Regions from separate parts of the Homo sapiens genome. Here all the other regions are linked to region 1. A link is a contact called in ENCODE Hi-C or POLR2A ChIA-PET data. All regions are on one chromosome and are shown on one strand. Each heading gives the region's core, a stretch centred on a gene start or an enhancer-like site at or near the end of the contact. The rest is flanking DNA. Distances are from core to core; before and after follow the strand shown.

What was found. A loop is a pair of places that touch in the nucleus more often than their neighbours do. ChIA-PET counts read pairs that join two places held with the same protein, here RNA polymerase II (POLR2A). Pooled maps may share reads with other maps.
Region 2: a pooled map shows a loop between it and region 1 (3-fold over the local background). The contact joins two enhancer-like sites. A Hi-C loop is called at or near these places in 6 of 50 pooled maps. POLR2A ChIA-PET finds 5 or more read pairs at or near these places in 6 of 52 experiments (OCI-LY7, T-cell, activated CD4-positive, alpha-beta T cell and 3 more).
Region 3: a loop to region 1 is called in a map of CD4-positive, alpha-beta T cell, with 5 times the contacts of the local background. The contact joins two enhancer-like sites. A Hi-C loop is called at or near these places in 1 of 168 maps with a recorded cell type or tissue (CD4-positive, alpha-beta T cell) and 8 of 50 pooled maps. POLR2A ChIA-PET finds 5 or more read pairs at or near these places in 3 of 52 experiments (A673, WTC11 and endothelial cell of umbilical vein).
Region 4: a map of prostate gland shows a loop between it and region 1 (3-fold over the local background). The contact joins two enhancer-like sites. A Hi-C loop is called at or near these places in 5 of 168 maps with a recorded cell type or tissue (ascending aorta, cardiac septum, esophagus muscularis mucosa and 2 more) and 6 of 50 pooled maps. POLR2A ChIA-PET finds 5 or more read pairs at or near these places in 3 of 52 experiments (WTC11 and activated T-cell).

The regions. Positions count from the first base shown.
Region 1 is chr15:85,328,014-85,334,399 of GRCh38, forward strand. No RefSeq gene overlaps it. Among named protein-coding and RNA genes, the nearest start is that of MIR7706, 49 kb to the right of the region's middle. RefSeq lists enhancers at 1,574-1,763, 1,824-2,153, 2,355-2,524, 3,207-3,286, 3,377-3,686. Within about 2 kb of position 3,183, at least 32 of the 41 ENCODE cell types and tissues checked have a DNase peak (open chromatin) inside an H3K27ac peak, as active enhancers do; they include CD4-positive, alpha-beta T cell, where a contact is called at or near this core.
Region 2 is chr15:85,644,551-85,651,209 of GRCh38, forward strand. It overlaps AKAP13 (A-kinase anchoring protein 13), which reads left to right. Exons shown (of 37, transcript NM_007200.5): 10 at 1,268-1,404. Among named protein-coding and RNA genes, the nearest start is that of LINC02883, 110 kb to the right of the region's middle. Within about 2 kb of position 2,086, at least 4 of the 41 ENCODE cell types and tissues checked have a DNase peak (open chromatin) inside an H3K27ac peak, as active enhancers do.
Region 3 is chr15:85,663,937-85,670,665 of GRCh38, forward strand. AKAP13 (A-kinase anchoring protein 13) reads left to right here. Exons shown (of 37, transcript NM_007200.5): 13 at 627-819; 14 at 5,786-5,894. Among named protein-coding and RNA genes, the nearest start is that of LINC02883, 91 kb to the right of the region's middle. RefSeq lists an enhancer at 4,152-4,321. Within about 2 kb of position 4,240, at least 22 of the 41 ENCODE cell types and tissues checked have a DNase peak (open chromatin) inside an H3K27ac peak, as active enhancers do; they include CD4-positive, alpha-beta T cell, where a contact is called at or near this core.
Region 4 is chr15:85,727,434-85,733,879 of GRCh38, forward strand. It overlaps AKAP13 (A-kinase anchoring protein 13), which reads left to right. Exons shown (of 37, transcript NM_007200.5): 29 at 1-30; 30 at 3,080-3,274. Among named protein-coding and RNA genes, the nearest start is that of LINC02883, 28 kb to the right of the region's middle. RefSeq lists an enhancer at 1-133. Within about 2 kb of position 2,983, at least 3 of the 41 ENCODE cell types and tissues checked have a DNase peak (open chromatin) inside an H3K27ac peak, as active enhancers do.

The DNA.
Region 1 (6,386 bases), core at 1,933-4,432:
TGCTGTTTTTTCTCTGCTATGGATTAAAAGCATCTGATAAGAACCAAGCCTATGAGCGAGGGCCTGAGTATTTTACCTACAAATCGATTGAGTTTTAGGAGCTGGCCTTTGTCATTTCATTCCTGACAAGTTCTCATGTGATGCTGATGCTGATCAAGGAGCCACACTGTGAGAACTTATTAGAGCTTCCCTAATAAGTCATCTCTACAAATGCAAATATTTCTTCCCTTAGTGCAGGAAGCCAGTTTGAAGGCTTCTAAATATACCTTCGCTTTGAGAGGATGTTTGACCTAAAGGAAAGGATGCTTCCTTTCTCCTGAACAAACCCCTTTAGGGCCCTATTTTCATCTTTGGAAATTTTCTAAGTATTCAGTACAGTATCATATTCCCTGCCCCCAGATTTATGTCACCTACTTATTGGATGGATAAATAAATAAGGGTTGTATAAATGCACATAAATGATTGAGCACTCCCCATAAGCTGGATACTAAGTAGATGTTTTCATCTGTCATCTCCTCTAATCCTCACACACACCTTATGAGCTGGGAATGAATAGCTCATAGTCCAAGCTCAGGAGGGGAGAGTCAATGACCCACTCATTCAAGGTCATAGTAAGTGGCATAGCTGAGATTCCAGCTCAGATCTTCAGACCCCGAGGCCAACGTGCTTTCCATTAGACCACAGTTACCGCCTTATTAAGAGCAAACCAAATGTTGGGGTGCAAGGAAAGATAGCAATTCAGTTTTTAAAAAGACAAATCCACAGCAAGCATAATGGCACCTCCACCCTACACCCAAACCCATGGTAGACGATGTTCTTTCCTGCTGCATATGAACAATCTCAGATCTTTTTCTCTAGAAGCCGGAAAGAATTAGAAGAAGCACAGAATATAAACCCACATGACTTAGCTTCACTTATCTGGAAATTTCACTTGGTGGTGTCTCACTGAGAAACAGTTCACTAAGGGCCAGGTGTGGTGGCTCATGCCCGTAATCCTAACCCTTTGGGAGGCTGAGGCGGATGGATCACCTGAGGTCAGGAGTTCCAGACCAGCCTGGACAACATGGTGAAACCCCGTCTCTACTAAAAATACAAAAATTAGGTGGGCACGGTGGCAGGTGTCTATAATCCCAGCTACTCAGGAGGCTGAGGGAGGAGAATTGCTTGAACCCAGGAGGCAGAGTTTGCAGTGAGCCGAGATCGCGCCACTGGACTCCAGCCTGGTAGAGGGAGACTCTGTCTCAAAATACGTATATATATATATATTTTTTTCTAGCATGAGAATGATGAAACTCTTCTTAAAACATTTTATTTTCTTTTTCCAAATAGTTGTTTCTAACTATAAAAGTAAAACATGTTTATTACAGAAACGTTTGGAAATTACCACAAGTATGAAGAAAAAACTTTCTTTCCCTATGGGGAAGGTAGACATTCTGTAGAACTGACAGATTCTACCTTATCTATCCTACACCAGTAATTCTCAACCAGGGGGCAATTTTGCCCCTCAAGTTGACATCTGGCAATGTCTGGAGGTATTTTGGGTTGTCATAGCTTGGGAGTGCTGCTGGCATCTTGTGGGTAGAGTCCAGGGATGCTGCCAAACAGCCTGCAGTGCACAGGACACTCGGCCTCCTGGTCAGCAAACTGTTAGGCAGCCCAAGATGTCAGCGGCACCACGGTTGAGAAACTGTTTTAGATTACAGCACACGTAAAGGAAGGATTTCTGGTTCCTTGCAGATGTTTGCTGCCTCTCTATCACATTAGTAAAATTAAGTTGAGGGAACTGAAACTGCTGGCTTTGGGTCTGTTTCTGGGTGCGCACACACGAGCTGCAGAAGTCTCACTGGTTTCAGTTATCTCTGGCTGCAGAACTTTTTTGTTTTCTTCCAGCCCAGACGACCTGAAGAAGCATAGATGCTACCCATAGATGAACGTGGCCTTTGGCTCTGCTCACACAGTTTCTCTTTAATCAAAGAAAGACCACAGTAAAGGATATTTACAAGGAAAGGGAAAGTGAAAGGGCGCGGAGAGAAGAGCAGAATCACCAAGGAAAACTCCTCCTACCATGGTCTCTGCAGCCAGCCTCCTTCTCACTGATGTCGGTGTTCTCACGATCCTTTTGCTCCTATTATTTAGTGACCTCGCCACTCTAAGTGTGGTGTCCAGTGCAGCAGAATTAGCACCACCTGGCATCTCCTTAGAAGTGCACAATCTCAGCCCTCCCCAGACCCTCGACTCAAAACTCTGCATTTTAACAAGATGCCCACGTGATTCATCGTATGCACGTTAACATTTGAGAAGCACTGCTCTGAGGTTTCCAAAAGGCAAAATAAAACTGCAGAGTGAACAGCTGCAAAACAGATGCAAAGTTAATCACGTGGGATCACATACGACTCCTCCAGGGGATTTATGACTCTCTGTGGATGGTAGCTGGTAATACAGAAAACAGAAATTTGAAGGAATATGTGGAAAAAAGTAAATGCTGTGCTGCAGCCCTTTGAGTGCCCTAAAGGGATTCACCTTGAGTTAGAGGAAATGCCGTGCCTAACCCCTGAAATAGTTTCATGTACCCTATGAGAGCTCAAGTGTTTGGTGCTTTTGTTTGGGGGGTTTGTTTGTTTTCATTAGGGAACAGAGAATTTATACTGGTGTTCCATGAAAGAAGAGAGATCTATTTGATTAGTATTTCCAACATAGCATTCCACAATACCAAAATTTGTAAGAGGAGTTGATATACGTTTTTAAATAACCTAGAAAATAAGTTAAGGCGAATGGGTCCGGTTCAACTTCAGGTCTGCTTTCAACCTACTCAAATTGGATTGATGTTGTTCATTCAACAAATATCAAGTCTCAGGATCTGTGCAAAGAAGAACTTCAAGGAAAGCAGCCACTAACAGCTGCAAACCCCTGCCATCGCTGCAGACAGCCCATGACAATCGAGGTGGGGAACAGATCTGCTGGGGAGGAGGGTAGGGCCGAGGGCGCAGCTACAGGAAGGAGCAAGGGGGAGTTCTGCACGCCCTTGTGGGTTAGGAAGCTGAGCTCACTGCAGAAATCAGCCTGGTCCTGAACCCTGGACCTGAGCTGCGTGGGGTACAGGTTCAGTCTGACTCATGCACTGGCCTGCGGAACAGACCACAACTCTGCCTGGTGAAGGTTTTCAAAGAACCATGTCAGCAAGTCCTGCTGCCTCCTCAGGCTCCGGAGCTGTGGCCCAGTTTAAGGTGAACAAGTCCCACAAGTCCCACAGGTCTGACTCCCATGACCATGTCCGGAAGCAGCCGCTAGAGGCTGCACTTGGTCCCTTCAAGGAAGAAACGAAAGGGCCTGAGCAAATTTGCAGCTGGCTTTGTTCTGCCTGGAACACTCTGTTCTTTCCTCACATCCTCCCGCCCCGCTGAGGGCTCTCTACACAGGCCTGCAGGAGATCACATGCCAGCCTGGAAGTTAGAGCACCCCGGGGCCTCTAAGTTACCAAGGGAGAGCTGGATGTGCCAAGTGGCCTCCTAAGGGACACTGCCTGGGGGCAGAAGGTTTTGGTTCTCTGATGAGAGGCAACTGTCCTCTGACTTCACTAGGATTCTGAAGCCCAGAGAACCGATTCAGAGAGAGGGCAATCGAGCGAGATGGAGACAGAATGGACCCAAATACTGTCCAAATGTTCAGTGTTCAGTGAGCCGGCTTCTGTCACAGTGAGGTACCTGAGGCGGGGACTGCTCCCCGGGAGGGTGAGTGGGAGTTGACTCTGCAGGGGGAGCTGAGTGGGGAGAAATCAATCAAGCAGAAAAGTGAAGCAGAAGTTTCTAGAGGCTTGCCCCACCTACCAGAGGAGTGTTCAGAGGTGCTTGAACTCTTAAGGTCACTGGACATTTTTAACTGGGGTGAGGACTCGGACAGATTCACAACAAGGCAAGCAGCAGAAAGTGGCTCCTGAAGTGCTTCTTGAGAAATGTGAGCCAACACATGACAATCACACACAACACCTGAGAGATGCTGGCATTGCTATAGGGAAGGGGTATGACCCACCCTTTGGGAGCACCCATTCCCCCTACCCCGCCCCGCTCTGTGTTTAGTGCTTTCTACGTTCCATTGTTAGTGATGTTCAGTGACCTCACAGCCCGGTGGGGCAAATATAAATATCCCCATTTCTCTAATGTGGAAAGTAGGACTGGAAGAGGTTAAGTAACTTGCCAGGGTCAGCTGGTAACAATGACAGAGCTATGATGCTTGTTTGTTTGATTTGGCTTGTAATCAGGTAATATAGTCATATGATTCAAAAATCAAAACCGTAGAAAGGGGGCCAGGCGCGGGGGCTCATGCCTGTAATCCCAGCACTTTGGCAGGCCAAGGTGGGCAGATCACCTGAGGTCAGGAGTTTGAGACCAGCGTGACCGACATGGTGAAACCCCATCTCCATTAAAAATACAAAAATCAGCCCGGCGTGGTGGCATGTGCCTATAATCCCAGCTACTGGGGAGGCTGAGGTAGGAGAATCTTTTGAGCCCAGGAGGTAGAGGTTGCAGTGAACCAAGATCATGCCACTGCATTCCAGCCTGGGTGACAGAGCATGACTCTGGCTCAAAAAAAAAAAAAAATCAAAACTGTAGAAAGGTATACAATACAAAGTCTCCTGTCTGCTGACCCCCGGATTGTCAGTTTCCCCCATCTGTCTCCTTGCCACAAACACAGGTAACCACCATTTGTTCCTTGTATACTTTTAGGATTTCTTTTTTGTTTGTTTGTTTGAGACAGAGTCTCTCTCTGTCGCCCAGGCTGGAGAGTAGTGGCACTATCTCAGCTCACTGCAAGCTCCACCTCCTGGGTTCACGCCATTCTTCTGCCTCAGCCTCCCAAGTAGCTGGGACTACAGGCACGTGCCACCACGCCTGGCTAATTTTTTGTACTTTTAGTAGAGACGGGGTTTCACCGTGTTAGCCAGGATGGTCTCGATCTCCCGACGTCGTGATCCGCCCGCCTCGGCCTCCCAAAGTGCTGGGATTACAGGCATGAGCCACCGCGCCCGGCCACTTTTAGCATTTCTTTATGCATATTCCAGTTAATAGAGTACAAAGTCTTATTTTTCTCCATTTTTACACAAAACATGGCATACCGTGCATACCGTTCCATGCCTTGCTTTTTTTTCTTTCAGCACATAAAGAGCTTGAGATCAACAAAATATCTTGAGATCTTTTCATTACCAGCACATAAAGAGCTTCCTCATTCTTTTCATTTTGCAGCTGCACAATATTCCATTGCATGGACATACCGTAATTTAATGGAGCAGTCTTCTGTTGGTGGACATAGGGTTGTTTCCCGTCTTTTGCTACTATAAACAATGTTGCAGTGAATAACCTTGTACCAGCATCATCATGCACATGCCAGAGCCAGGAGCCCACATCTATCTGGATCTAAATCGTCTAGGTTCTCTCTACCCCAAAGCTGACACAGGACTGATCATATGCCAGCTTTGGTAGATAAATGCTCATATCTCTCTTCCCACTCCCACCCTCTATCTTCCTATTTTCTTTTCCTGTCTGTTCATATTTGAAACAACTACAAAGACTCCAGACGGAGAGTTCTTGCCATTTTATCTCTTTCTGTGGTTGCTTTGCTTCATTCTTTAAATACCGAGTCTGACTGTAACTGGGCTGTACCAGAGACAAAATCTACAGATGTTCTTCTGCATAAACATGGAATTTCAGCTACCAATGGGATCACAGTGTCTCATCCATGTGCCAGGGAAGTGCAAATCCTGCATACTGTAGCCCACAACAGGCTTGGATCCCAGCTTAGAACTGGAAAAAGACCTGCTAGAGGCAGCCTGCTGCTACGGAAGCCAGCATTTGTCTCCGTTTCTGGCTGTTGACCTAAAGGGACATTAAATGAATAGTGACAACATTAGGCAGGTCCAAGAAAGTCTATCTCTGGGAAAGAGAAAATCCATCACCCAAACTTTCATCCTTGTCATCTGTGGTCATTTTGTCATTATCTATCTATCTATCTATCTATCTATCTATCTATCTATCTATCTATCTATATTTTTTGAGTCAGAATCTTGCTCTATTGCCCAGGCTGGAGTGCAGTGGCACAATCTCTTCTCACTGCAAACTCCACCTCCCGGGTTCTAGCAATTCTCCTGCCTCAGCCTCCCTAGTAGCTGGGAGTACAGGCACCCCCCACGCCCAGTTAATTTTTGTAGTTTTTTTAGTAGAGACGGGGTTTCACCATATTGGCCAGGCTGGTCTCGAACTCCTGACCTTGTGATCTGCCCGCCTTGGCGTCCCAAAGTGCTGGGATTACAAGTGTCAGCCACCGCACCTGGCTTATCTATATTTATACCTAGATTTTCAGACTCACCTTTTTGGCTTTTTATCCCTCAAAATAAG
Region 2 (6,659 bases), core at 836-3,335, 320 kb after region 1:
TCCTTAAAACTTCTTAGGGCCAGGCCCAGTGGCTCACACCTGTAATCCCAGCACTTTGGGAGGCTGAGGCAGGTGGATCACATGGTCAGGAGATGGAGATCATCCTGGCTAACACGGTGAAACCTCATCTCTACTAAAAATACAAAAAAAAAAAAAAAAAAAAAAATTAGCCAGGCATGGTGGCACGTGCCTGTAGTCCCAGCTACTCAAGAGGCTGAAGCAGGAGAATCGCTTGAACCCAGGAGGCGGAAGTTGCAAAAACTTATTGAAGGAAGCTCATATCCACTCAGTAATGGACTTGGGTTCTTGGTTTCACCATCCACAAATCTCTTTAACCGTGTTGGTACCCAGTCACATGTCACTTTTGTTTACAAAGTTAATAGCCTGGGCAACATGCCAAAACCCCATCTTTACAAAAAATAAACTGGACTTGGTGGCGTGTGCCTGCATTCTCAGCTACTTGGGAGGCTAAGGTGTGAGGATTGCTTGAGCCCAGGAGGTGGAGGTTGAAGTGAGCTGAGATCATGTCACCGTAGTACAGCCTGAGCAACAGAACGAGAACTTGTCTCAAAATAAACAACACAAAACAGAAAAGCAAAGTTAATAAGAGAGAATACCTTGCTTATTTCAAGCTACTAAGTTTTTAGGCTTCCTCAATGTACAAAGGTAGTATTTCTGTCACAGACCCCTCCCTCTAGCTTGCCAGGGTCCCTGTTCTAGTTATTGAACCGAAAACATTCTAAATGATAAATTTTTCCACTTTGGCATATTATGCCCCCAATTTAAGAGCTATTTATGGTAAGAAAAGTTAAATTATATTTCTGTTATTACTCAGTAGAACCTATAAGTTTAAAACAAACCCCATCACATAGTTGCTAGTAAAAGACTTTGGATTTTGAAGACAAAAGAAAAAAAATGCCCTCACTACCATGAGGAAAGCATTACCATTCAGGTATCTAAATAGAAGTAGAATATGCTTCTAAATCATCCTTTTATCTTTCTGTACCTAATATAAACGTGGCAGATGCATGATTGTCCTGTAGGAGCTATTTCAACCTAGAATTGGAGTAGCAGAGCTACTAATTTGACTGTGTCCTTTTATAGCTTCTTAATTTTGAAAAAAAGAAATAAGGAGGGAAGGAAGAGAAAAGAGTGAGAGAGAGATTTAAAAGACTGGTTGCTGGGGTGAAAAGGAAGTGGTTCTTTTTGTTTTTTGGTTTTTTTGTTTTTTTTTTTTCAATATTGGTGAATAAATTCTCTTTTTCAGAATGTGAGAACTTCCTGGATGTTGGACTGGGCAGAGAGTGTACCTCAAAACAAGGTGTACTTAAAAGAGAATCTGGGAGTGATTCTGACCTCTTTCACTCACCCAGTGATGACATGGACAGCATCATCTTCCCAAAGGTACTGTGTGGACCTTCCTTTCATTTTTGTCACACGGCTTTTGTGTTCCTATTTGGGCTTCCCAAACTCTTTTCCAACTTTTTCCCCCTCTTGTGCTCTCCTGTTTCCCTAAATATGTAACTCCTGCTAGTAAGTTGTGATCCAGCTAGCCTTGTAGGGCCTCACTCACTCTGAGAGGCATGTAAATGTTCTTTGGAGAAGGAAGCGCCAGATTACCAGGGTTTAGAAAAAGGCACTGGGCTGGGCATGGTGGCTCACGCCTGTAATCCCAACACTTTGGGAGGCTGAGGTGGGCGGACCCCTTGAGGTCAGGAGTTCGAGACCAGCCTGGCCAACATGGTGAAACCCCATCTCTACTAAAAATATAAAAATTAGCTGGACGTGCTCACTTGAACCCAGGAGGTGGAGGTTGCAGTGAGTCAAGTTCGCGCCACTAAACTCTAGCCTGGGTGGCAGAGCGAGACTCTGTCTCCAAAAACAAAAAAAAGGGAAAGAAAAAAGCATTGGCCAAAGTTATTTAATGTGAAATTGTGGCCAGTTAAATACAGATTTTGAAGCTCACTTGGGAGTCAGAAGAAATGGAAGTTCCTTTAGAATTAATTAAGTCAGATGACAGTGAACACTTCTCAGTGGGCAGCAAGGACCGCAGCTCAGACTATATGATGTCATATTTATAAACCAGCTGTAGAGTCATTTCTGGTTAATGTGTTTAGGCCTGAAGCTTCCTGCTGAGTGTGGTCATATCACTCATCCTCATCTAGCCTGCCTAATTGGAACTTTCTAGATCTCTGCAATAGAGCCCTTCCACATGAATCAGCTCACATTTGCATATAATTGGAGGCTGCCTAAGGGAGGTGGGGAATGGGGGTAGTTTGCTTTCTTTTGCTTATATTTGTTTCTAGTGGCAGCAAGTTCTGTTTTGCTCACCTGAGAAGAATAGAGGGCTTTCCCCACAGCAGAGATGGCAAATGCTACTCAATTATATGCCACAAGTGGTTTTCTTAATGGTAAGGAGGTGAAGAGGCGGAAACACTGTTGCATCTACCAACACGGTTCCTTCTAGTTTTATAATGAGCTCGGAGAAGTGGTGAGAGCAGTTGTGTTAGTGGGTGATTAGGTTGTCCAAGATGGTGAATGATGCTGTGTAGAAGTTACAAGAATAGGCCGGGTGTGGTGGCTCATGCATGTAATCCCAGCACTTTGGGAGGCCAAGGCGGGTAGATCACTTGAGGTCAGGAGTTCGAGACCAGCCTGGAAATGGTGAAAACCCGTCTCTACTAAAAATACAAAAAAATTAGCTGGGCATGGTGGCGCGTGCCTGTAACCTCAGCTACTCTGGAGGCTGAAGCAGGAGAATTGCTTGAACCCAGGAGGTGAAGGCTGAAGTGAGCTGAGATCACACCACTGCACTGCAGCCTGGGCAACAGGAGTGAAACTCCATCTCAAAAGTAAAAATAAAATAAAATAGAAGTTACAAGAAAAGAGACCTAAAGATTTGGGAATCAGGAGCATATCAGTGCCTCTGTGAATGTACCCTGTGTGCCTTCCTTTCATTTTTGGCCTTCCCTGACTTTTTTTTTTTTGAACTCATTGTCTTCCCAAGGTCTTTGGAAAGACTTATTTAATATGATGCAAACTTAAGGATTTCTATCATTGTCACTCATAGTGACTTGACAAAAAATTCTATGAAGTAAAAACTCCACATTTAGGACCGGGCGCAATGGCTCACGCCTGTAATCCCAGTACTTTGGGAGGCTGAGGCGGGCTGATCATGAGGTCAGGAGATCGAGACCATCCTGGCTAACACGGTGAAACCCCATCTCTACTAAAAATAGTGGTGGCGGGCACCTGTAGTCCCAGCTACTCGGGAGGCTGAGGCAGGAGAATGGCGTGAACCCGGGAGGCGGAGCTTGCAGTGAGCCGAGATTGTGCCACTGCACTCCAGCCTGGGCGACAGAGCGAGACTCCATCTCAAAAAAACAAAAAACAAAACAAAAAAAACTCCACATTTAGAAGATCTGCCTTTCTCTTTACTTAGGAAAAGAGAAATCAATAGTTTTATGTTATTTTATTTTTTTTTTAATAATATCAGAATTTAGGTAATTTCCACTGCGACTTTCGAGGTTTTAATTGTAAGGAATTCTGTTCCCCGCAAGGGGAATACCATTCTGAAGATATGTGTCGCTAAAAACATACTGAGATAAACAGATTAGATAGTATCTCTAAGTTCCAGCTTTAAAATGGGATCATTGATAATCATTGAAACTAGGTCATGGATATACAGAGATTTGTTAAACATTTATATATGTTTGAAAATTTTAACGTAAAAAGTTTTTTAAAAATGGAAGTGTCTTTGTTAAGAAATACTTCCTTGCAACCTCCTAGGTGCATGACAGCTTGTGCCTGGATGTTACCATCTCTGCAGACTCAGAGTTACTTCTGGTCACTTAATTGAATGGTTTTCTTAGCTAAGGAGAATTAGAATTTTCTATATTTCGCCGTCTTATTTTCCCAGAACCATTTACAAAATTGCTCATATAAATGGCCTGTGCTAGATTTGGAAGATTTTTTTTTTCAAGAATATTAGACATATAATTTTTAAAAGTTGAAGGAGGCCAGGCGTGGTGGATCTTAGCATTTTGGGAGGCTAAGGCAGGAGGATCACTTGAGTCAAGGAGTTTGAGATCAGCCTGGGCCAATATAATGGGACCTTGTCTCTACAAAAAATACCAAAATTAGCCAGACATGGTGGTGCACACCTGTGGTCCCAGCTATTCAGGAGGCTGAGGTGGGAAGATCACTTAAGTGTAGGAGGTTAACGCTGCAGTGAGCCGTGATGGCACCACTGCACTCCAGCCTGGGCGACAGAGCAAGACCCTGTCTCAAAAATAAATAAATAAATAACACCTACATTTTATACTAGACTGCTTAGGGAAAACCAGAAATGGTAGCTTCACTTTCACCTCCTCATGCATGCTTGAGAATGTCTGCATGGCCTGAGAAGAGATGGGGAGGATTTTTCTCTTAGTGTTTTTGCTGTACCAAAGTAGCCTGTGACCAGGAGAGGCTTTGCAATAAATGTTTGCTCTAGCATTAATAAAACCAAGGGCTGACTTACAAAAAGGAGAGAGACTAATATTGACAGGATACTTACTGTACAGTAGGTACTGAACTAAATTTTTAAAATATTTGATCTCAATTTGTCTGCCCAGCAACCCTGACAAGTGGGTGGTTTTATGCTCTTGAGGAAATAGAGGCACTGATAGGTAAAGAAATGTATCCAGAATTACTTAGTGGGTGAGCAGCCAACTTGAGGTTTGCATCTAGGCCTGACTCTAAAATCTGTTCATTTTTTATTTTACTCTCAACCTCCCCAAACCTGCTCTAATAGCCAGTGATTAAATAAAAGCGTGGCACTGGCAGATAGGCCATCAGCTGCTTCCTTAAAAGTCTTCCTCAGTGGTCACCCCCAGAGTGTGCTATGCAAAATATCAGAATGTCTTGCAGTTTGTTCCCAGGTTCTAACCCTCTTCTCCATCTCTAAAAAATAATCTGTAGGCGAGACATTGCAACATCTTTTTCTGTGAACCATGAGTGGTACATGAGGTCACTTCCTGCAGCCATTTGTGTCTCTGGCCTCACAGAGGTCTTTAACAGCCCGTAACGTTTGTCGTGACCTTTTCACCTTAACCCTGTCTTTCCATTCAGTATGCCTCCTGGTAAATGACTCTTTAGTGAGTGTTATGAGCTTCACGTTTATTCTCATGAATATGTGTGGGTTCCTAAGGTCTTTAATCAATAGCATAAAATTTAGATTTTATTTTTAAAGTGAAAAGAAATCCTAGGATTCTTTTTGGCACTAGCTAAGAGAGAAAGTACGATTATAAAATATACATGATCTAGGCCACTCTACTATCCAAAAGGATAATTAAAGTCTACAGGAAATATTAATAGTTGCTGCCTGTCTTCCCAAAGAGAGGTAAATCAAGGTCCTTCCATGTTATTTTTCTTCCCCAGGTTAGCAGATGTATCTACAATTGATTTAAAAAAATCAGAATGACTTATATAAGATACAAAACCTAAAGGGAACATCCTTCTTTCATGTGTTGTAGTTTTTCTCAGGTCCTTGATCCCCAAGCCAAAAAATTACTTAAAAAAAAACAATAAACCTTTTTGAGATAAAAATAAATGTAAGCCAGGCATGCTGGTTCACACTTGTAATCCCAACACTTCGGGAGGCTGAAGTGGGAGGACTGCTTGAGTCCAGGAGATTGACACCAGCCTGGGCAACATAGTGAGAACCTGTCTCCAGTAAAAAATTTAAAAATTAGCCAGGCATGGTGGCACACGTCTGTAGTCCCAGCTACTTGGGAGGCAGAGGCGAGAGGATCACTTGAGCCTTGAAGTTCAAGGCTGCAATGAGCTGTGATTGTGCAACTGCACTCCAGCCTGGGCAACAGAGGGAGATGCTGTCTTAAAAATAAATAAAAGTAAATGTATTTACAGAATCCTAATTAAGAAAATGACAATTGCGGCTGGGCGTGGTGGCTCATGCCTTTGAGAGGCCGAGGCAGGCGGATCACTGGAGGTCAGGAGTTCGAGACCAGCCTGGCCAACATGGTGAAACCCCATCTCTATTAAAAATACAAAAATTAGCTGGGCGTGGTGGCAGGCGCCTGTAATCCCAGCTACTCAGGAGGCTGAGGCAGGAGAATCATTCGAACCTGGGAGGTGGAGGTTGCAGTGAGCTGAGATTGTGCCACCATACTCCAGCCTGGGCAACAGAGTGAGACTCCATCTCAAAAAAAAAAAAAAAAAAAAAAAAAAAAAAAAAAACAACAAAAACTGCAATTGCCTGTGCACAAGTGCTGAAATTATTAAAAACTTAAAACTGTGAACCAGTGGTAATGCTTGTAATCAGGTACTTTTCTTAAAATATTGAACATAAATGGATTAAATGGTTGGCATGTGTTAGGTGTTTAAAATGTGAGCCATTATTTTCCAAGGCACATAGTAGAGTGCCTTGTGTATCATTACAAATAATAATAATAAATGTTTGGGAATAAATGGAGATTAAAGGACTAGTATTTTGGCAATATTAAGCATGATTTCTTCAAGTATAGTAATAAGATATAAAGTATGCAGCAGTTTTGTAATTTTATGTTTATAATGTTTATACCTCTGTATATACTTACGTATCCATACCTGTATAATGTAACTCTGGCTAAGAAAGCCAATCAGGCATTTTTCCCAAC
Region 3 (6,729 bases), core at 2,990-5,489, 340 kb after region 1:
TAAGGTGTTATATGTGCCTGTTGCAACTAACAATTCTCGAGAAGTCTGTCAGCAGTTGTTTGGCCAGGTGTGCATAGATGGTAACACTCATGAGTAACACTTGGGTTTTCTTGGGTGAAAGCATACCTGTAAAATTATAAAGGTCAACTTGAATGTAAAATTATAAAGGTCCACTTAATGGACATAAGGGCAAGTTACCCAGTTTGCCTTCTGAAAGTTACTTAAGCTCGTATTTTCTCTGTGACATTTAATTACTTGGCATTAGTAGAGTTAGATTCACAAAGATTAATTAGATCAAGGAAAAAACACATATATAAAATATCAGATAACTATGGTCTGTCCATATAGTGTGTAGAAAAAAATCTGAGAAGTGATCTTAGGTGGTTCAACATTTGGATAAATTTAATGCGGTAAGAAAATCTAAGTGCAGTATTCTTTCTCAGTATTCCAAGATCTGTGGGGGAAAGGTAGGTAGTATTCTTTGTGCCATGCCCTTTTAGACAGTTTTGCTAGCTGACATAGAAATAATACACAAACAAGGGAGATATACCCAAAGGGATTTTGTGTCCTCCTTTGTTTTTGAGACCCAGAAATAGAATGAATTAACTTTTGTGCCCTATGTTCAGTTTCAGTCTAGAAGGCTTGACAGGAGGAGCTGGTGTCGGAAACAAGCCATCCTCATCTCTAGAAGTAAGCTCTGCAAATGCCGAAGAGCTCAGACACCCATTCAGTGGTGAGGAACGGGTTGACTCTTTGGTGTCACTTTCAGAAGAGGATCTGGAGTCAGACCAGAGAGAACATAGGATGTTTGATCAGCAGGTAAGTCTTAAATATGTCTAATTTGGAAAAAATATATTTCACAAAATATGAACATAGAAGGCAAGGCTTCTGGTAGTATAAGGCTAGTAGCTATGATTACTTACCCATTATATGATATACTTAATCTAGCACTAAACCAAGTGTTTAGCACCTAATTAAAAAGGGCCAGGCATGGTGGCTCATGCCTATAATCCCAGTGCTTTGGGAGGTTGAGGCAGGAGGATCAATTGAGCCCAGGAGTTCAAGACCAGCCTGGGCAACATAGCAAGACCCCCCATCTCTACAAAAAATTTAAAAATTAGCTGGACATGGTGGTTTGTGCTTGTAGTTCCAGCTACTCGGGAGGCTGAGGTAGGAGGATTACTTGAGACCAGGAGTTTAAGGCTGCATTGAGTTGTGATTGCACCACTGCACTCCAGCCTGGGTGACAGAGCAAGACTCTGTCTCCAAAAAGAAAAAAGAAAAAATAAAGACTACGTTAATCTGCATAGATTTAAATATTCCATCAAGGCACACTTTTTAAAATTAGGAAAGTATCCAGGATATTAAATTGAGTTTTTCCTTCTTATCTGAGACCATCTTTTACCCTCTCAATAGTAAACTGAATCTTGAAATACGCTACATATCGTTATTAATTTTCCCAATTCTCTAAAACATATCCCAAGTTTCTCCTTTGTAGGAAAAAAATTAAAAACAAAACTTTCTTACTACACCTTCCAGGAAATGTCAGTTGATTCTCTCTCCTTCCCATCCCTACCAGAATTCTTTTTTTAAAAAATTATTATTTTTACACTTTAAGTTCTAGGGTACATGTGCACAACGTGCAGGTTTGTTACATAGGTATACATGTGCCGTGTTGGTTTGCTGCACCCATTAACTCGTCATTTACATTAGGTATTTCTCCTAATGCTATCCCTCCCCCAGCCCCCTACCACACAACAGGCCCCGGTGTGTGATGTTCCCCGCCCCGTGTCCAAGTGTTCTCATTGTTCAGTTCCCACCTATGAGTGAGAACATGCGGTGTTTGGTTTTCTGTCCTTAGCGATAGTTTACTCAGAATGATGGTTTCCAGCTTCATCCATCTCCCTGCAAAGGACATGAACTCATCCTTTTTTATGGCTACATAGTATTCCATGGTGTATATGTGCCACATTTTCTTAATCCAGTCTATCATGGACATTTGGGTTGGTTCCAAGTCTTTGCTATTGTTAACAATGCCATAATAAACATACATGTGCATGTGTCTTTATAGTAGCTTGATTTATAATCCTTTGGGTATATACCCAGTAATGGGATCGTTGGGTCAAATGGTATTTCTAGTTCTAGATCCTTGAGGAATCGCCACACTGTCTTCCACAATGGTTGAACTAGTTCACAGTCCCGCCAACAGTGTAAAAGCGTTCCTATCTCTCCATATCCTCTCCAGCATCTGTTGTTTGCTGACTTTTTAATGATCACCATTCTAACTGGTGTGAGATGGTATCTCATTGTGGTTTTGATTTGCATTTCTCTGATGGCCAGTGATGATGAGCATTTTTTCATGTGTCTGTTGGCTGCATAAATGTCTTCTTTTGAGAAGTGTCTGTTCATATCCTTTACCCACTTTTTGATGGAGTTTTTTTTTTCTTGTAAATTTTTTTAAGTTCTTTGTAGATTCTGGATATTAGCCCTTTGTCAGAGGGGTAGATTGCAAAAATTTTCTGCCTTCTGTAGGTCGCCTGTTCACTCTGATGCCTACCAGAATTCTTAAGAGAGCATCTATGCTCCCTGCCTTCTCTTTTTAAAATTTTATTTATTTATTTACTTATTTAGAGACAGGGTCTCACTCTGTCGCCCATACTGGAGTGCAGTGGTGCCATCACAGGTCACTGCAGCTTCAACTTCCCCAGTTCAAGTGATCCTTCTGCCTCAGTCTCCCAAAGTGCTGGCATTACAGGTGTGAGCCACTGTGCCTGGCCTTTGCCTTCTCTTTATCACCATCTAATCATCTCTTAATTTCTGCTGCTACCAGTCTCTTGAAACTCCTGTCTTGAAGGTCATGGATTTCCATGTCAGCCAAATCAAAGTGACTTCTTAGTTCTCATCTTCTGGATGTCCTCATTATCACTTACCACTTTTGACAATCCCTTGGGGAGCTTTTGAGTTGAGAATTCAAATTATTTGCTTTTATATCATTGTACCTCACTGCAAGTCTTTTCTCTTCCTCTTGGGTCAGAAGACTGATTAATTTACGAAAGCATTCTGGGATGCATCTTATTTCCTCCAAATGAAACACTTACAATTTAAAAAAAAACTGTTTTTGAATAGATGACTGGAGTTTGAGGCAAGAATCTAATGATACATTTCTAATTAAACAAAAACATTGACAACCTCTTCCTTGATTTGCTGAGTAGGACTTTGTGTAGAAGTTTAAATTTTTATTGCATCCTACTATGAAGCACTAACATGACCAAATATAAACTTGACACTGAAGGATTATCTTAGTAATTATTGTAACACTTATGCTTGTGTGAGACCAGACAAATAAAGAGATTTAGGCATAATGAAAATCAGTTGAAGAGTGAATTTTGCCCCTTTTAAAAATTTTTCTACTTGTTCTGATACTTCAGAAGGAGTTAGAAAAAATAAGAATATGAAGAATATGCTTGTTGAAGCAAGTGATTTAGATTTACTCAGCCTAATGGTAACAGAGAAAGGAAGAAAAAAATAGGAACAATTCTTGGATGGCTACTGAGCACAGCTTTGCTAAGGGTAAATAAACAGTGAAAAAATCTTTAAAATAAATTGCATTTCAAATTTATAGAATCCTTTGGAAATCATTTACAAGATGAGGTAAAATACCAAAATTGTGGATTTGTAAACAGAATCATAGGCCAAGACTGACATATCCCTTCAGATTTAGCTCCAGCTCATTTAAATGACTTGCCTAAGGCCGTGTAAGTGGCTATTAGCTGAACAGTATTAAACTCAAGAGTTCCTGGCTATTAATTTCTCTGCTTTTTTCCAGGTTTTTGGAGTAGGTGAGTTTTCAAGGAGGAAATAAGAATGATTTAATTTTCTTAATATTATTTATGTGATACCTTTTCTAAGATGGATATTTCCGGGAATTTGACAGATAACCCTGCATTTTAGTAAGACGTTACTACTACTGATGTGTTTCTAAAATGGACTGTCTTTCTGAAGTGGACTTTCTGATTCAGTCTTTCTAGATAAAGTTGTTGTTTTAGTGCCTTGCTATGCTTAGCCTTCCTGGAATCTCTACTTACCCATAGTTTTTATCTTGTATGGAACCTCAGAGTAGGCATTTGAGCTGCTTGTTTCACTCTGATCTAGACGAGTTGCCTGTAGCCAACTTCCTGTTAAAAGTCTCTGCCTTTCACTGAGGTCATTTTTTAGACCTCACAGTTGTATTTGAAACATAGCAACTGTTTGCCTCAGCTGCCATGGTTACACATGAAACAAGCTCTAAATAATCAGAAGTCTGGCCTAAGTGAGTCAAGTTCATGCTAGTAACGGATTTTTCACTGCTTCCCTTTCAATATGTGAGTCATAAGGAGGCAGATTTCATTCTGTGAAGGGAAAGGATTAATGATAAAGTCAGTTAACAATTGGAATGGGCTCTTATCACCAGAAGTGTGCTAGTGGACACTAGATGACTGTCTTTCAGGGATGTTGTACCAGGAACTTCTGCAGGTGGTTGGATTACATGGTCTCAAAGCTGCTGTGAATTTACTGAGAGAGTTAAATTATCAAATTTCAGTTACCTTTACGTTCATGTAGAATCACTATCATCTTAGAAGAGGATAGGGAAGAGATTTAGGCTTCTTTCCAGATACACTGTTGTTTTGTTTGTGATCTTAAGACACTTTACTTGAATCTCAATTTCCAATTATTTAAAATCAGAGGCCAGGCCTGGTGGTTCACACCTATAATCCCAGCACTTTGGGAGGCTGAGATGGGTGGATCATTTGAGCCCAGGGATTTAAGACCAGCCTGGCCAACATGGTGAAACCCTGTCTCTACCAAAAATACAAAAAATTAGCTGGGCGTGGTGGTGCACCCCTGTAATCCCAGCTACTCAGGAGGCTGAGGCGGGAGAATCGCTTGAACCTGGGAGGCAGAGGTTGCAATGAGCCGAGATCATGCCACTGCACTCCAGCCTGGGCGACACAGTGAGACTCTGTCTCAAAAATAAAAATAGGCTGGGTGCGGTGACTCACGCCTGTAATCCCAACACTTTGGGAGGCCGAGGCAGGCGGATCACAAGGTCAGGAGTTCGAGACCTGCCTGACCAACATGGTGATACCCCATCTCTACTAAAAATACAAAATTTAGCTGCGCGTGGTGGCGCGCACCTGTAATCCCAGCTACTCAGGAGTCTGAGGCAGGAGAATTGTTGGAACCTGGAGGCAGAGGTTGCAGTAAGTAAACCAAGATTATGCCTCTGCACATCAGCTGGGTGACAGAGTGAGACTCTGTCTAAAAAAAAATAATAATAAATAAAGTAAAATCAGAATACTATTACTGATATTCTACTATATCTGTATGAAGAAATATTTAGATTTTCAAAGAACAAGTATTGTATGTAGTTTGATATTTCCAGTGAAATTATTTTTAAGTGATTATGCATCCAGCAGATATTTATTAAGTACTTACTAAGTTTGAAACATTGTTAGATGCTATGAGGGATACAGAACCACTGTAAAGAATGGATACTCTAATGATCCCCATTTTACAGATGAGAAAACTAAGCCTCAGAAAAGCTAAGTAACTTCTCTGAAACTGAGCAGCTGTTAAGTAGCAGGAGCAGACTTTAACCTAAGTCTGTCTGACCACAAGGCCTGTGCTCTCACCCGCTTCTTCACTGCCTTATTTTACTATGTGGGTCTAATTATAAGGTTTTATGCTTATCTAGAAATATGAGAGTATATGCTTACAACGTGTTCTTCACTTTTTTACTTCACAGATATGTCACAGATCTAAGCAGCAGGGATTTAATTACTGTACATCAGCCATTTCCTCTCCATTGACAAAATCCATCTCATTAATGACAATCAGCCATCCTGGATTGGACAGTGAGTATACTACTTTTTAAAAAAATTAAATATATTAAATCTTAACCACTCTTCCTATTATTTTTCTCACTTTAAGGCCCCATAACATTACCTGCCAAAATTTGCTTACTACTTCTTTGAGTGAATGGCTCAGCACTTAAACAGAAAAGGTGGCATAGAGTTTATCTTGAGATCTTCTTCCTTTTACCTAAAAATATCCCTAATACATTAAGTTTATTGTATTTGTGGGCATGAATCTGACACACTTTTTAAAATTTTTTTATTTTGAAATAATTTTAGACTTGAAAAATAGTTACAAATAATATTCACTGGGGAAAAAATTGCAAAAATAGTACAAAGTATTCCCATGTATTCTTCACGTCCAGTCCTCAAATGTTAGAATACTTGTTTCGCCAGCCTCTCTCCCTCTCTTTATCACTCCCCTAAAGATTTTTTCTGAAACACTTGAGAGAATAAGTTATATCCATAACTCTCCTTTACCTCTAATTTAGTGTATATTTCCTAAAAACAAAGATATTGTCTTATATTACCATAGTATATGGGTACCATATACTGGCCTTCTCTGGCTACTGAGTGCTAGCATTAGTATATAAGAGTACCTTATACTCTTATATACTGTGGTAGTACTGTATTACAGTAGTCTAATTATCCAAATCAGGAAATTAATATCGATAAAATTGTGTTATCTAGTATGTACACCTTATTCAGATTTCAAATTTTCTCACTTATTTCTGGGTCCAAGATTCAATCTAAGAATATACATTGAATTAAGTTGTCATATCTCTTTAGTCCACTTTAATCTAAAAAGTTCCTCAGTTGATCTCTGTCTTCCATA
Region 4 (6,446 bases), core at 1,733-4,232, 400 kb after region 1:
TGTTGGACACCAGAGCCCGAGAATTAAAAGGTGAGGCATTGCGAGTGGTCTGAGCCCCTTGTCTGGAATGTCTGCAGTTGCAGAAGACTGCTGGTGGATTTTAGAGGTACGGGTTTGCCCTCAGTTCTAAAGCTGCCCCAGCAGGCACTTGAAAGCAGCAAAATGAATAGCTGTTAACAAAAGAGAAACCAAGGCCAGGCTGACATGGGTCCTCGTAAAGAATGGCTGCAAGGATGTTTCCAGTACTGGATCAAGAGAATATTGATTCTCTTGACTCAGGATCCGTGTTCTCAAACCTCATGACATTCTCTGTACTTTGTCACAGGCGAATTTGCCAAAATTTGTAGTCACATCTAAGATTAAAACAAGGAGAGAAAGGAATTTGGGGAAAAGAATTCTCCAGTTAATCTGATTTAATCCTCCCCCAGTCCCTAGCGTTATCACTTATCCGCATGTTTACAAATGAGTTGTGAGGTGAAGTTTTGGGAGCAGGGTATGTATCAATCTATGTTTGACCCTTATTTATTGAGTGCTGACTGTTTTGTGTAGTCTTGTCAGTATCCCTGCAACACAGGCATTCTAATCCCCATTGTGCCGATGAGACAGTCGAGGCCCACAGAGGACAAGCTACCCAGGGTTAACGTGTGTAGTTAGTGGGTAAGCCAGAATTCTATTCCCTGTCTTAGCAAAGCCTGGTACTCACGTATGTAGTTAGTGGCTAAGCCAGAATTCTATTCCCTGTCTTAGCAAAGCCTGTTGCTCTTTTCTCTTTGCCAGTGGCTTATCGAATGTTTCAAAGTAAAGACTATGCTTTGGATAGAAATAAGGCTTAGAGTTAAATAAATGTAAGCACCTAAGGAGTTTGGTTAGGCCTTAAAGCCATACAGATGATAGCATTCTGTCTCACTGAGGGGGAAATTAAAAATATGGACAGCTTTAGACCAGAGCCAGAGTTATAGCAAATTTATTGGCCCATGATTAGGATGACAAGGATAAAAATCTTCCTTCTTTAAATTTTGTCAAGTACCTGGCTAGGCATACTGCTAGGTACAACAGATGCAAAGATTCCTTAAAAAGAGCCCTTGCCCTTGAGAAGCTCACACCCTAGCAGGGGAGACATACATCAATGATGGGCCACACAGTGATTTATTAGACCACAGGCACAATTAGCATGTGTGGGATCTGCTCATCCTGCCTCTAGTAAGTCTCACAGAGAAGCTGGTGCATGAGCTACATCTGAAAAAAATTATCTCAGCACACAAGAGTGGTTATGTGCAAAGGTGAAAAAGGACTTGACATGTCTGCCAAGGAATGACAGGTTCGGTGTGTCTGGAGGGTCAGGGCTAAGGGATGGGATCTTAAGCTGGAAATGCACCAGGTATTAAAAGGCAACAAGGGACTCATGTAATTAAAAAAAAAAATTTTTTTTTTTAACATGTTGAAGATAGTTAGGAGAGTTGCTTGAGGGAATGGGAAGCCACTGGAAGTACAAAGACCATTTGGAAGACTGTTAGGATAGGTTAAGTGAGAATGAGCTGGAGAAGGAAGAGATGTAAGAAATAAGGTCATTAAAATCTGATCAGTTGGCCAGGCTCGGTGGCTCATGCCTGTAATCCCAGCACTTTGGGAGGCCACGGCGGGCGGATCACAAGGTCAGGAGTTCGAGACCAGCCTGACCAACATGGTGAAACCCCATCTCTACTAAAAATACAAAAATTAGCTGGGCGTGGTGGCACGTGCCTGTAATCCCAGCTACTTAGGAGGCTGAGGCAGGAGAATCGCTTGAACCCGGGAGGCAGAGGGAGGTAGAGGTTTCAGTGAGCCGAGGTAGCACCACTGCACTTCACTTCAGCCTGGGTGGCTGAACAAGACTCTGTCTCAAAAAAAAAGAGTCTGGTCGGTTGGTGGTAGGACAGAGTAAGGAGACAGAGTCTCTCACAGGTTTCCAAATCAGGTGACCTGGAAGATGAAGAGTTGTTGACTGAGAAAGAGATTCCACACTAAAGGGAGGAGGTAGTGGGCTGGAGAAAAGATTGGTTTCTCACGTGCTGAGAACAAGGCATCTCAGTAGAGGTGGCCACGTGGGCGCCATGGTCTGCTGCTAAGAAAGGGGAGGGTTTTTGATGGTTTAATGAATTATCAGCATATAGAAGGTCATTGAAGCCATGGGGATGAATGAGATCCTCAAGAGGAAAGTGGGTAAGGTAAAGAAGACAGCTCAGGCCAGGTGCGGTGGCTCACACCTGTAATCCCAGCACTTTGGGAGGCCAAGGCGGGCAGATCACCCAAGGTCTGGAGTTCGAGACCAGCCTGGCCAACATGGTGAAACACCATCTCTACTAAAAATACAAAATTAGCCAGGCGTGGTGGCACATGCCTGTAATCCCAGCTCCTTAGGAGGCTGAGGCAGGAGAATCGCTTAATCACTTGAACCCAGGAGGTGGAGGTTACGGTGAGCCAAGAGTGCACCATTGCACTCCAGTCTGGGCAATAGGAGCGAAACTTTCCGTCTCAAAAAACAAAAACAAAAACAAAAAAAAAAGAAGACAGCTCAGGATGGAGCTGAGACAGGAGCCCAGATAAGAGATTCCATTGCAGATGGCAGATCTGTAAAGTGTCCTGAGAAAGAATGGTAGGAAGAGAACTGGTGTCCTAAAAGCTAAAGAAGGAAACATGTTTTAAAGGAAGAAGTAATCATCAATGCTGGAAAAAACAACCTAAAAGACCTCATTGGATTCAGTCATGAAGTTGAGCTGGGAAAGCAGTTGCAGAGTGGACAGAAGCTAGAGAGTAGTGGGCTGAGAAGTAAACAGGGGACACGGGAGTGGAAGCAAAGTGCAGACTTGTTATGTCACAATTTCCATGGTTTGCCAGAAAGATCCAGAATGGTTTTCCAGATAGAAATCACAGAACAGAAACAATATTGCTGTCTTGATGAAAAAGAAAAGGCAGTGTGGGTGGGGAGGGTGTCCTGTCTTGTCACTTTCCATAAATTACCACAAGGTGGTGCTCGTGTCTTAGTCATTCTCGTAATTACTAAACACCAATCAAATCACAGATCATTTTCTCCTTCCTGCAGAACAACTTCACCAGAAGGACCAAAAAATCCTACTCTTGTTGGAAGAGAAGGAGATGATTTTCCGGGACATGGCTGAGTGCAGCACCCCTCTCCCAGAGGATTGCTCCCCAACACATAGCCCTAGAGTTCTCTTCCGCTCCAACACAGAAGAGGCTCTCAAAGGAGGACCTTTAATGAAAAGTGCAATAAATGAGGGTAATTAACATTCAGCATTGCCCCCTCTTCATCTACTCCCAGAGTGGTTTACACACTAATATTACCTGCCAGTTTTTACTTTTTTACTTTAAAGCACAAATGCAGAAAATTACCCAAAACAAATATTTCACTATAGTAAATTATCAGGTGAATATCCTTTTAACCACTACTCACATCAAGAACTTAAAGGGGCCCTGAAGCCCCTTCCTCCACATGCTCTGTCCCCATCACACCTCCCTCCCTCCAAAAGGAGCAGTTATTCTGACTGTTTTTTAATTAGTCACTTATGCTTTTTTTTTTTTTTTTTTTTTTTTGGCAGGATCTTGCTGCTCTGTTTCCCAGGCTGGAGTGCAGTGGTGCAACCTCGGCTCACTGCAACCTCCCCCTCCTGGGTTCAAGTGATTCTCTTGTCTCAGCCACCCAAGTAGCTTGGGACTACAGATGTGCACCACCACACCCAGCTAATTTTTGTATTTTTCACAGATACAGGGTTTCACCATGTTGGCCAAGCTGGTCTCAAACTCCTGACCTCAAGTTATCCACCCACCTTGGCCTCTCAAAGGGCTGATATTATAGGCGTGAGCCACTGCACCCGGCCATTAATCACTTACTTATATATCTTTATGGCTTAAGTGCCTACTCCTAGACATTATAGTTTAATTTGCTTATGTTTTTTGATATGCATCTTAAAATTCTTAATTTACAGTTCCCCCCACCATCTTTTTTTTTCCATATAATTTATCTTTGAACAATCTGAGCTTTTTGACTTAGAGAGTTTCCCACAGTTTGGATTTTATTCATACAGTCCTGTTGTCTGTTTCCTTCAGATTTGCAGCTGGATTCAGAGGCGTAATTAATTACTCAGACTTGATCTCTTTGGTAAATTGTGCCCTTATAGTGTTGTGTTCTTTCATTGAGGAGGCATAAATATCTAGTTGTCTCTTTTTTTGTGACATATAAGAAAAGATAAAAGGATAAATTCTTGATTATTTTTCCCCTCCATTTATTTACCAGTTTTTAAGACCATGAACATCTTCTGAAAGTGACCCATAGTTTTTATTATGGACTCATGAATTGAAACATGTTTGATGGGGCCAGGCACGGTGGCTCATTTCTATAATCCCAGCATTTTGGGAGGCCGAGGCAAGTGGATCACCTGAGGGTCAGGAGTTCAAGACCAGCGTGGCCCACATGGTGCAACCCTATCCCTACTAAAAATACAAAAATTAGCCAGGTGTGGTGACATGCGGCTGTAGTCCCAGCTCCTCAGGAGGCTGAGGCAGGAGAATCGCTTGAACCCAGGAAGCAGAGGTTGTAGTGAGCTGAGATCGTATCACTGCCCTCCAGATTGGGCAACAGAGCGAGACTATCTCAAAAAAAAAAAAAAAAAACGTTTGATGGATTTCAAGTCATTGCAATTCCTAACCTTATTAAAAGCTCAGAATGTTCCTTTTGTGAACACCTCTTTCTTTGGCTTCTAGTCCTGTGGACGTGACCATAGTAGTCTTTTAGAGCTACTGGTATAGTAAGTTGTTCCAGGCTCATCTTAATTGTTTTCTGCCCCAGTCCTGGTATCAGCCATTTCTCCAAGAGTTCTGGATTCTTTAAGTGGGAAATTATATTTTCAGACCACAGTCTGGGTACTGGGAGTGGTCATTGCTGCTAGGTTGATTGTTACTAGGTTGGGCCTTTTCAGTGGACAGAGCTTGGGGAAAAACATATATATAACATTATATATATATTATATAACATAATATAACATTATATGTTTTACATCATATATAATTTAAATACCTATTGAACATAAAATGTGTATATGAAAATTTATATTTACACTTTCGAATTCACATTGATATTCTTAAACTGTGGACTACAGTGTTTGTTTTTTTAACTAAACCTATTTAGTATTACATCTCTATTTCCTTTCTTTCACATTGCAAATCCTTGTTCTTAAGGATACATCATAGAATTCGAATATTATATATTTACTTTCTGGCTTTATCCAACCTATTACTCATAACTGTTAGTAATACTAATAGTATTACTAATTACTATTGCTAATACTGTTAGTAATACTAATAGTATTACTATTACTATTAACTAATACTAATTTACTAATTACTATTGCTAATACTGTTAGTAATACTAATAGTATTACTAACACTATTTTGATAATAATATATTCTAATAGTAATGCTGCTACCACTACATATGACTTTTACTTGCTGTCCGCATTCTCCCGTTTTTGAAAAAATAGTTGTGCTGTGTCTACGCTGTCAGTTTATAACTGTTACATGCCATATGCTCTCCTTGTAAGCCTTGACCATAGTCTTTGTTCTGTAAGTGAACATACTTCATGCTTACCAGAAGTTCTTAGGTCAGTCACCCTCTAGTCATGTGGATATGTGAAGCTGATTCTCTAGCATGTGCCTCAGGAAAGGTTCATGAGAGTAATAGTCCATGAGCTCTTTCATGCTGGTAATAATTTATGCCCTTTATACTTGAAAGCCTATTTTGCTGAATATAAAATTATTGGCTTGTTCATATTTTCTTCCCCAAGGTATTAATTACTCTCAAGTATGTTGTTTTATTTTTTTTTCTGGCATAAAGTATTGCCATCAGAGACTGATAATAATTTGATTTTCCCCATGTAAGTAACATGCTCTTTGCCTAGATGCCCAAAGGATTTTTTTCTAAGTACAAGTAGTTTTACAAGAATATTCCTTGGTATTTGTTACCCTAGGTTGATGCTGTCAGGTTCACAGTGTTCTGTTTTCATATGTGGTTTCAAATTTTTCAGATTTCAGGAAGTTATTTTTGAATTATAATTTGTACTATTTTCCCTGTTCCCTTTGCTTTGGTCTTCTTCAAGGTCTCCATTTATCCTTATGTTGGACCTTCTTTGTCTATCTTCAGTGTTGGTCACTTTCTTTTAATACTTTTGATCTCTTCATCTTTTTAATGTTTAAATGGTCTTCCTTTCACCTTCTTTTTTATTAAGCCATTTTCTGCTGGGTTAATTTGCTCTTATATTCTAGTTTAGTTTTGATTTCTATAATGATTGTTTTTCTTTTGTTTGTAGCTTTGCTATTTCATTTCTGTGTTTTCTAATTCTGACCTAAGTTAGTTCTTTCATGTCTTTTGTCATTTTCTTTTCTTTCTTTTCTTTTTT